2 separate regions of the Homo sapiens genome follow, and region 2 is linked to region 1. A link is an interaction called in ENCODE POLR2A ChIA-PET data of the cell type or tissue named here. Cell type or tissue: CD4-positive, alpha-beta T cell. All regions are shown on one strand. Each heading gives the region's core, and the rest is flanking DNA. Links, peaks and the distances in the headings are about the cores only. Region 1 overlaps SIK3 (SIK family kinase 3). Region 2 has its middle 30 kb from the start of BUD13.

Region 1 (4,392 bases), core at 168-4,167:
TTCAGTAAAATTTCAAAAATGATATTCCAACAGTAAGATATCAGAAAAGAAGGTGGAGAATTATCCATTTAACTATAAATTCCAACCCTAGTGGTTTCTGCAAATTATTGTAATCAGAATATCCTGGAATAGAAATAAAGTTCTTTATATCTCTAAATTCTGTGAGACACTTTCAGTGACTGAACATAGAGGCCATAGGGAGATGGCCTGGAACACTTTCGCAAAGAGATGGAGCCCATAAGAAAAGTTTCTTTAGGAATCAATAAACATGCACTGAGAGGCTTTTCTCTTCAGTTTTACCAAGTTTATCAACCCGAGACAGACCACAAAGAAAAGGTTTTGACCCATGTATATCCATTTATTAGAAAAATGACACCTATTTCTTGAACTTCCTTACTTTCGATCAGTTTTTCTAGGTGGGCATGATGCTGCCAGAATTAAAATTCAGAAATCAGGAAATCCTGGCCTAAAGGGTAGGGATGCCAAGATTTAGCTCTAGCCCAACCCTGAAAAGATCCTGGCTTGCTATACTGTTTTACAGGAGGCTGTCCATCTTGTGGTTTACATTCTAGTATCTTTTGACTCCTAGTATCAGTCATTACAGTTTAAGAAAATTCTGCCTCCAGGTCCAATACAGAGTTCCTGCTACTCGTTTTTCAGTAAGTAATCCCGATGCAGACAAATATATCCATTCTATGACTCTCTTGATTCTTGGACTAACTTACTATGTATTTATTGAGAATGAAAATACAAACACATATGGTTAGATGGTCTCTGAAGCCAGACTGCCTGGGTTCAAATCTCAGCTTTGCCACTTACTAGATGTGCATCTTGGGCATGTTACTTAACCTTATCATGCCTCAGTTTTCTTATTTATCAAATAACCTCTCATACAGTTTACCTCATAAAACAGCTTACCTCAGACAGTTGTTCTGAACATTAAATAAGGTAATGCAACAGTGCCTGGTACATAGAAAGTGGTCAATAAATGTTGACTATTATCCATATCTCTGAAGTCCTTCCACTTGGAATGTCCTTCTTTTATTTTTCTATTTAGGGTTGCCATAAGCCAGGAGACAGCTGGTTTGAAAAGGCTAATAATAAATAGGGCAGTACCACTATTTATCTACTGGTTTTTAGTTATGTTAGGTCATGGGAATGAACACGGCTGGCCTGTTTCACTCTGAAGTAGTTCTTAACCTCTTTTCTGACATCAGCTGTGATTTCTACATTCACTGACATGAAAGCACTACATAGATTTTTCTCTCTGGCGGTGCAGTGTGTCTCAAAAGGTATGAGAAAACTGCTTTGAGGACTCTGAGCCCCTCGGTATATGGAGACTTGGTGGGTGAGCCAATTTAATCCCTTGCCCCATTGGTTCTAAACAAAGTGCTTTTAGCCAAGCAAGATGCTGTGTGGTTCTTGATGAGTAAGCCTATCAGGGCAGAGTTGTTTGCCTCTAAGTAGAAGCTTTTTGGCAGTAGCTGCAGGTTACATTCTCCATCAGAAGCATTATGTAAGCCTGGGTTTTGCGTTCCCAGTAATAAAATGCTCATGCAGTATTACAATTAATTAAGTCACAATGAAGTCTAATCAATAAAGACTCAAAAATATTGTCCACAAGAGATCTCTATGCCTTCACTAACGCTGCAGTTTTTTCACTGTAAATTAATTTTCCTTCAGTTAAATAAACGATCTTAGTATGTCTGCTAGCAGGTGGTACAACAGGGGAATAGGGTAAACTAGGCTTTAAGTATGTTGTTAAAAAAATATATTGAATGAATCTGGTGCTCAAAAAATTTAAGTTATTTGCATCCATCGGTGGAAGGGCAGATCAGAGGAAATATTTGCCAACACATGAAGCCAGGCCAGGTTTCACCTTCCACAACAGCTCAAGAAAACAGCAAGTTTCAACTTTTAATCCTTCTATAATTTAGACTCAGGGTTTTATCAAACTGCTCTTTGGGATGCTCTGAGAAGTTTAATCCAAAAACACTGGCCTGGATCAAACTTATTTTACTTAAGGAATAGGAAGCAAACTCTACAGTAGATCAAAACACCCTTTTACACCTAAAAGTCATTTGACTTGGTCACCTTCACAATAACTCATATAACAAAACTACATAAAACCATGGCTGGGCGTGATGGCTCACGCCTATGATCCCAGCATTTTGGGAGGCAGAGCCAGGCGGATTGCTTGAACCTAGGAGTTCAAGACCAGCCTGGGCAACATGATGAAAATCTTGTCTCTACACTAAAAAAAAAAAAAAAAAAAAAGTATATAAAACCAAGTGGTTTGATGAATAAATAATTTAGATCATGTTAATAATATAATACAAGAGTCTGGCAGGGCACGGTGGCTCACGTCTGTAATCCCAGCACTTTGGGAAGCCGAGGCGGGCAGATCACTTGAGGCCAGGAGTTCAAGACCAGCCTGGCCAACATGACGAGACCCCGTCTCCACTAAAAATACAAAAATTAGCTGGGTGTGGTGGCACGCACCTGTAGTCCCAGCCACCCAGGAGGCTGAGGCAAGAGAATCACTTGAACCCAGGAGGCGGAAGTTGCCGTGAGCTGAGGTCGCACCACTGCACTCCAGCCTGGGCGGCAAAATCTGTCTCCCAAAAAAAAAAAAAAACAAGAGTCTGATATAAGATTCCATAGTTAAGTAGTGATGACTCAGTTTTTCATTCAAAAACACTTACTGAATGCTTATGTCTTACCAGGGGCTGTCAGGTTTTATGGAAGGTATTGAGTGTAAAACACAGCTCTGATAATCAAGAGGCTTACATTCTAGTGGGGAGAGGAGGAAGACACATACATAATTATAAAAACTAGGTGGTATACAATCAACCTAGCCTCAAATAAATCCTCTTTTAAATGTATGCCACTGTCATTCCAACTTGAAAATATATGTCTTTAGTACATCTCAGGATGCCTATGAAAGGAAACTTGTGTCAAACAAACAACACCAGGCATAGAAATATACATGAATTGTGAGGATACTTCATTCCACACATTACTGACAATAGAGAGCAGCTTAGAATTCTTGAGCTAACTATATCCATTTGCAGAGCATGGCCTCCCACACAGCTGTATGTAGCTACTCTGGAATTCAACTTGGCTAGAAGCAGCTACATGGTAGAGGCTTTGCCCTCTGGTCTTCCAAGTGATCATTTAGAACACTATACCAGCTCTGCTGGAGTTTCTAGACCCTTCAGGAAGAAAAACAGATAAACTCAGCTCAAGCCTATGACAACAGCTGAGAAAAGGAAGGATCTTGTGCATAAGGAATTCTCTCAATCACGCTATCTCCCGTAATACAGCAATAGCAGCTGGCCTCACAGGCTGAAAAGCAGCCAGCACTCGCCTCCATCAGAAGACTATGCTCCAGGTCTACTGAGATACAACTGTGCCCAGAAACACGAGGCGTAAGCAGAAAAAGGACTCTGGGACAGACTCTAAACTTCCTTCACCTGACACTTTCTGGTACTTGAAGGTTGTCTAAGCTAAGAAAAGCCTAAATAACCGATGAATTCATTTTCTGCTATGCCTTATCCTTTTGAAGTATTCTCTAATGGGCCTTGGGATTTAGGCCTATGACATTCAGCAATGCCAAGCACATGTATATTACCAAGGGCCAGAGAGATCATATTGGTAATATAGCAAGTATCTACTGACTTCCTACCCTGGTTGTTTCTCATTCTCTGTACTAATCATACAAAAACTTGTATTGCTACTTAGGGAATTATTTAACTGGGATTAAAGAGCGACTACGTTTAGGATAATCCTGTTGGCTTTCTCTGAGTCTTGAAGCTTTCAGGTTAACTAACATCATATTACAAATAATAGTTCTAAGCAGTTAGACTGTTAGTTTATTTCTAAGCACTAATAGACAGTGTGGCTGACAGCATGCTTAGCTGTTTTCTAGGACCCCCTATCTGAAGCCGGCTCCGGGAAGGGTTCAGTAAGAATCTCTTGCCATGGTGTGAGGTGATGGGGGTGGAGGATAGAAAAGATCCAAGTTGCTCACAGGAAACACTGTGGACATTGGAAAAGTAAAGGAAGTGGTTTATCTTGCTCTTTTTGCAACAGTATGGTGTAGTAAAACAAACACTAAATTTGAATACTGACCTAGTTACTTATTACCTGTGTGGCTTTGGCAAGTTAACTCATTTCTCTAAACTTCAGCTTCCAAAACTTCATCAGCAAGATGATAAAATATGTGCTATTACCTATTCTAAAATATAGTTATGTAGCTCAAATTAGATTAAGTAAAAGAAAATAATTTAGGTTGCGTATGCTGGCTTCTGCCCATAATCCCAGCACTCTGGGAGGCCAAGGTGGGAGGATTGCTTGAGGCCAAGAGTTCAAGACCAGACTGGGCAATGT
Region 2 (4,392 bases), core at 189-4,188, 140 kb before region 1:
GGTGAAACCCCGTCTCTATTAAAAATACAAAAATTAGCCGGGCATGGTGGCAGGAGCCTGTAATCCCAGCTACTCAGGAGGCTGAGGCAGGAGAATCACTTGAACCCGGGAGGCGGAGGTTGCAGTGAGCTGAGATTGCGCCACTGCACTCCAGCCTGAGGGACAAGAGCGAGACTCTGTATCAAAAAAAAAAACAAAAAATAAATAAATAAGGAAACTGTGGCTCAGAGAAGTTAAGTAACTTGATAGGAGGTAACATGGACTACTTTTTGATGACCTCTCACTCTAGGAGACTGACCACCACTGACTTCCCCTACTAAGCCCAATTAATGAAGGGAAGGTCAGAAGGACCCCCCCTCGCCCCCCCTCAACCCCCCACAAACTGAACTTCCCACTGGGGGGAGCAGCAGAAGGGAGCTGCTTTTCAGCAGTTGGAAGCCCAGGAGGAAATAGCCCCAGGAGATGTTAAATACCACCTGAAGCCCCTTGGCATGGCTCCATCCTGCAGCATTATTTTTACCCCGGGCAGCAAACATATCCAGCATGTGCAGAAGGAAACTGCCCCCGGCTGGCAGCCCACTACTTAATCTGCATGAAGAGCTGAGCTGGCCAAAGCAGGAGACGGCCATCCTGGCTGGCAACAGCACTGTCAAATTTGATGGGGACACAGTGACCAGGGTAAAGTGCCCAAGCTCTCTGTCAACAAGTAATCAGCATGAAGGTCCTATAACTTCAGGATGTATGGGGGAAAACAAGGAAGAGTTTATCCTGCTGGGATATCCCAACCCCCCTTTTCTTGGGAGACCCAGAAATGTGGCTCTCCCTAATCTACAACCATTCACAGACTGATCTCTCCCTGACAACAGAGGTAATGTAAGTACGCACTGAACATACACGTTTGACACACAGTAAGTACTTAATGAAAGAGAGCAATTAAAACAATAATTTTTTTCCCAGACAGGCATTCCTCTCTTCCCAGAGGTCTTGTCTACCACCTCCCAAGCCCCTGGCAAAAAGAGACAAGGGGCCAGGCGCAGTGGCTCACGCCTATAATCCCAACACTTTGGGAGGCAAGGTGGGCGGATCACCTGAGATCAGGAGTTTGAGACCAGCCTGACCAACATGGTGAAACCCGGTCTCTACTGAAAATACAAAAATCAGCTGGGTGTGGTGGCGCACATCTGTAATCCCAGCTACTGGGGAGGCTGAGGCAGAAGAATTGCCTGAACCCAGGAGGCAGAGGTTACAGTGAGCTGAGATCGCGCCACTGTACTCCAGCCTGGGTGACAGAATGAAACTGTCTCAAAACACACACACACACACACACACACACACACACACACGAGTCAAGGGCACGTGCCCCTCTAACACACTTGGTTAGGATCTTCAAAGCCGAGTTCCAAACTGAAACTACCAGCAAGCAGTTCTTCCAGGACTGGGGAACTCAGCTTCAAGTACACTAGGACCTCCTTGCAGAGGCTATGAGAACCCCTGGTAAGAACTGCTCTGGACAGGAAACAGTCCCTTGGACTGCCCCCTCACCTCTTACCTTGCTACTGGAGTGAAGATAGGTGGGGGTGACAACTGCAGGGAGAGGAATCTGTTGTTTAAATTCTGACTCTTTCCCAACTCAGAGCGATTTTGAGCAAGTTAACCTCTCTGCACAATTGCTTCCTCTCCTACTAAAAGGAAAATAAAGAAAACAGGCCCTGTTTACTAAGCACTAGAGATTGCATTTTTACGTGTGACAGGATAAAGTCACACACTTTGTAATTCCTTAGCTGACAGAGGGCGCTGGATGTGATATGCGGAGGGAAAGACTGACTCCTTTTTCAGCAGACTGCTCTCTGTCCCCTCCCAAGGGGGTGGGTTCACAGGTACTGCCTGAGTATCAACCTACCACCAAGATCGCCCACGTGCCCTTGTTTTCTGAAAGGGTGAAGCTGTATAAGGCCAAGATCAACACCATCAAGTTTGAATCATTCAGGAGAGATAAAGGAGAGACTGAGTCATTCCAGTCTATTACTACGTCTATTACTACTATTATATTCTATCTGAGCCAGAGTGTCTGCTCAGTGATTCTTCTTTTTTGTTGTTTTTACATTTTTTAAATTTTATTTATTTCATTGAGATGGGGTCTCATTGTCCAGGCTGGTCCTGAACTCCTGTGCTTAAGTGATCCTCCCACTTGACCTCTTGAGTAGCTGGAATTACAGGAATGCACTACCATTCCCGGCCTGTTTTAATATTTTTAAATTCAGATATAATTATCATACCATAAAGTTCACCCTTTTAAAATGTACAATTCAGAGGTTTTTCACATTGCTCATGGCTTCTTAAGTCTAAACTTGAAAGTGGAGGAGGCGCAAGAAAGGAGATTTGATTAAAAGGAAAAAAAAAATCTTCCACGTAGAGAAAGGTTTCCAAAGCCCAAGTAAGGGAGATTCTGGTCAAAACCTAAATACTAGGTCTCTCTCTTGAAAATCTTTTCCATATTGGAAACAGGATTATGTTCTAGATCTAAGGCCTACTATTATTAAGTGTGTATAGACCCAGGGCTCCGCTTTCGCCAGTCTAGAAAAGGCATATCACACTGCCCTCTAGTAGACAGCCTAGGAAATGACAGTCAGCTAGGGACTGGACAGGCTTGCGATCTCTGCCCTACAAGATGTGCTGTGTTCTCACACTTACAGGCAGAGAAATTGGAGGGGGTGGAGTTTTTAAATGTTCACTAATGCCTACTAAATAAACATAGAGCTCACCTGAAACAGAATCTAACTGCTTTCCCTACACCTTAATCTCTGCTTAAAAATAAATAATACATTCCTGCGCATGCCTGTAATCTCAGCTACTCGGAAGACTGAGGCAGAATTGCTTGAACCCAGGAGGTGGAGGTCGCAGTGAGCCGAGATCGTGCCACTGCACTCCAGCCTAAGCGACAGAGCGAGACTCGGTCTCAAAAAAATAAAAAATGAATAAATAAATAAATAATACATTCCTTTGTTAAGGGAAAAAAAGTGATTTCAGATTTCTAAAGCCTCTGAGCCTCTTAAGAGTGAGGTGTTCCTAAGAAACAGCGTGAGGGTCCCACAAAAATGAAGTTAAAACCCGAACCCATACAGAAACAAAACCTAGCTGTGCAGAAGGGGTGTGACAATGAGCTAGGAGTTGAATGCCTCCTCTGCCACCTTGGGAAGGCGAGACAGTAGGATCACAGCCCACAAGTTTCAAGCATGCCATAGCACTCCAGCCTGGGCAACACAGCAAGATCTGAGCTGTAAAAATAAATAAAGTACTTCCATCTCATAAATGCTGATTCTCGACACAATTCCAGTTTACATTTTATCTCCCTACCTAAGCCCTTCTCTGACAATCACTGGCCAGAGTTAGGGAAGAGACATCCCTAACTTGGTAGTGACCCCAACTGATACTCCCTTCGGGATTTTCAGGTCTCAAAACTATTTAAAAATCTATGTATGTCTCAAATGGCTGGGGGATGGACAGCCTTTCTTTACAAGTCTGAGAAGTATATAATGTGGCAAAGATAATATGTTATGTGTCCAACAACATCCATTTATCCCTTCTTCCTGATGCATATTATATGCCTCGGGCTCCTTTGCATTAAGAGGGAGCCTTGTGACTAGGTTCTTACCAACAGAATATGAGTAGAAGTGTGTGCCGCTTCTAGAGCTAGCCGGTAACATCTGCCAAGCAATCCTTCACGTTCTGCTCAACTCACTAAAATGGTAATGCCCAACACAACCTTGGAAGCCATAGTGAAGCTGGCATCAGCCTGATCCCTAAACAACTTCATAGAGTATCTCACTCCTACTTTCTCAACCTGAAACGACCTGCATGTTACACGAGTGAGCAGGGGGGAAACACATGTCTATTTGGAGTCTGCTTTAGCAGTTTAGTCTACCCTAACTAATATGGGTACTAAATGTCAATTCCATGAAACCAGACCTTGCTTCTGGAGCTGCACTTAGGGCTTCAGGTGCACAGAACTGAGTTATCACAGGCCTGAGTTCATGATACACGATCACTTTCATCCATGCAAAGCCCTCTTTGCTTCCCTTTCCCCGCTTCATTCTCCATTCTAGTCTCATTCTGTTCCCTCCCACAAACCTATTCTACTGATTAAGGTGTATATCCTCCTTATAAAATAATATCACTTCATGTGTTTATATAGCTGATTTTTGCTTTAAATTTCACTGTTCCTTATTTTTTCACTTGAAGTCTACCATTTCACGAAATTCCTAACAGCTTGCATTTGACTTAAAAAAAAAACTCCATTATATGCATATACCACATTTTACTTATCAATTTCCTTAGTGATGGACATCTAAGTTTTTTCCAAATTCTTGCCACCCAAACTATACATAGAAAAAC

What was found. ChIA-PET counts read pairs that join two places held together with the same protein. Peaks named below come from ENCODE experiments on the same cell type or tissue, not always from the same donor. Only the 100,000 strongest peaks of a DNase experiment are listed, where the experiment ranks them.
Region 2: POLR2A ChIA-PET joins it to region 1 with 5 read pairs; 2 of 35 experiments call an interaction of 5 or more read pairs at or near these places.

Annotation. Positions count from the first base shown.
Region 1 is chr11:116,884,990-116,889,381 of GRCh38, forward strand. All of the region lies in intron 6 of SIK3 (SIK family kinase 3), which reads right to left. Among named protein-coding and RNA genes, the nearest start is that of APOA1, 50 kb to the left of the region's middle. In CD4-positive, alpha-beta T cell, for the core only: no CTCF peak of the experiment used is centred there; no DNase peak of the experiment used is centred there.
Region 2 is chr11:116,740,383-116,744,774 of GRCh38, forward strand. No RefSeq gene overlaps it. Among named protein-coding and RNA genes, the nearest start is that of BUD13, 30 kb to the right of the region's middle. RefSeq lists a silencer at 2,585-2,684. In CD4-positive, alpha-beta T cell, for the core only: no CTCF peak of the experiment used is centred there; a DNase peak (open chromatin) is centred at 2,609.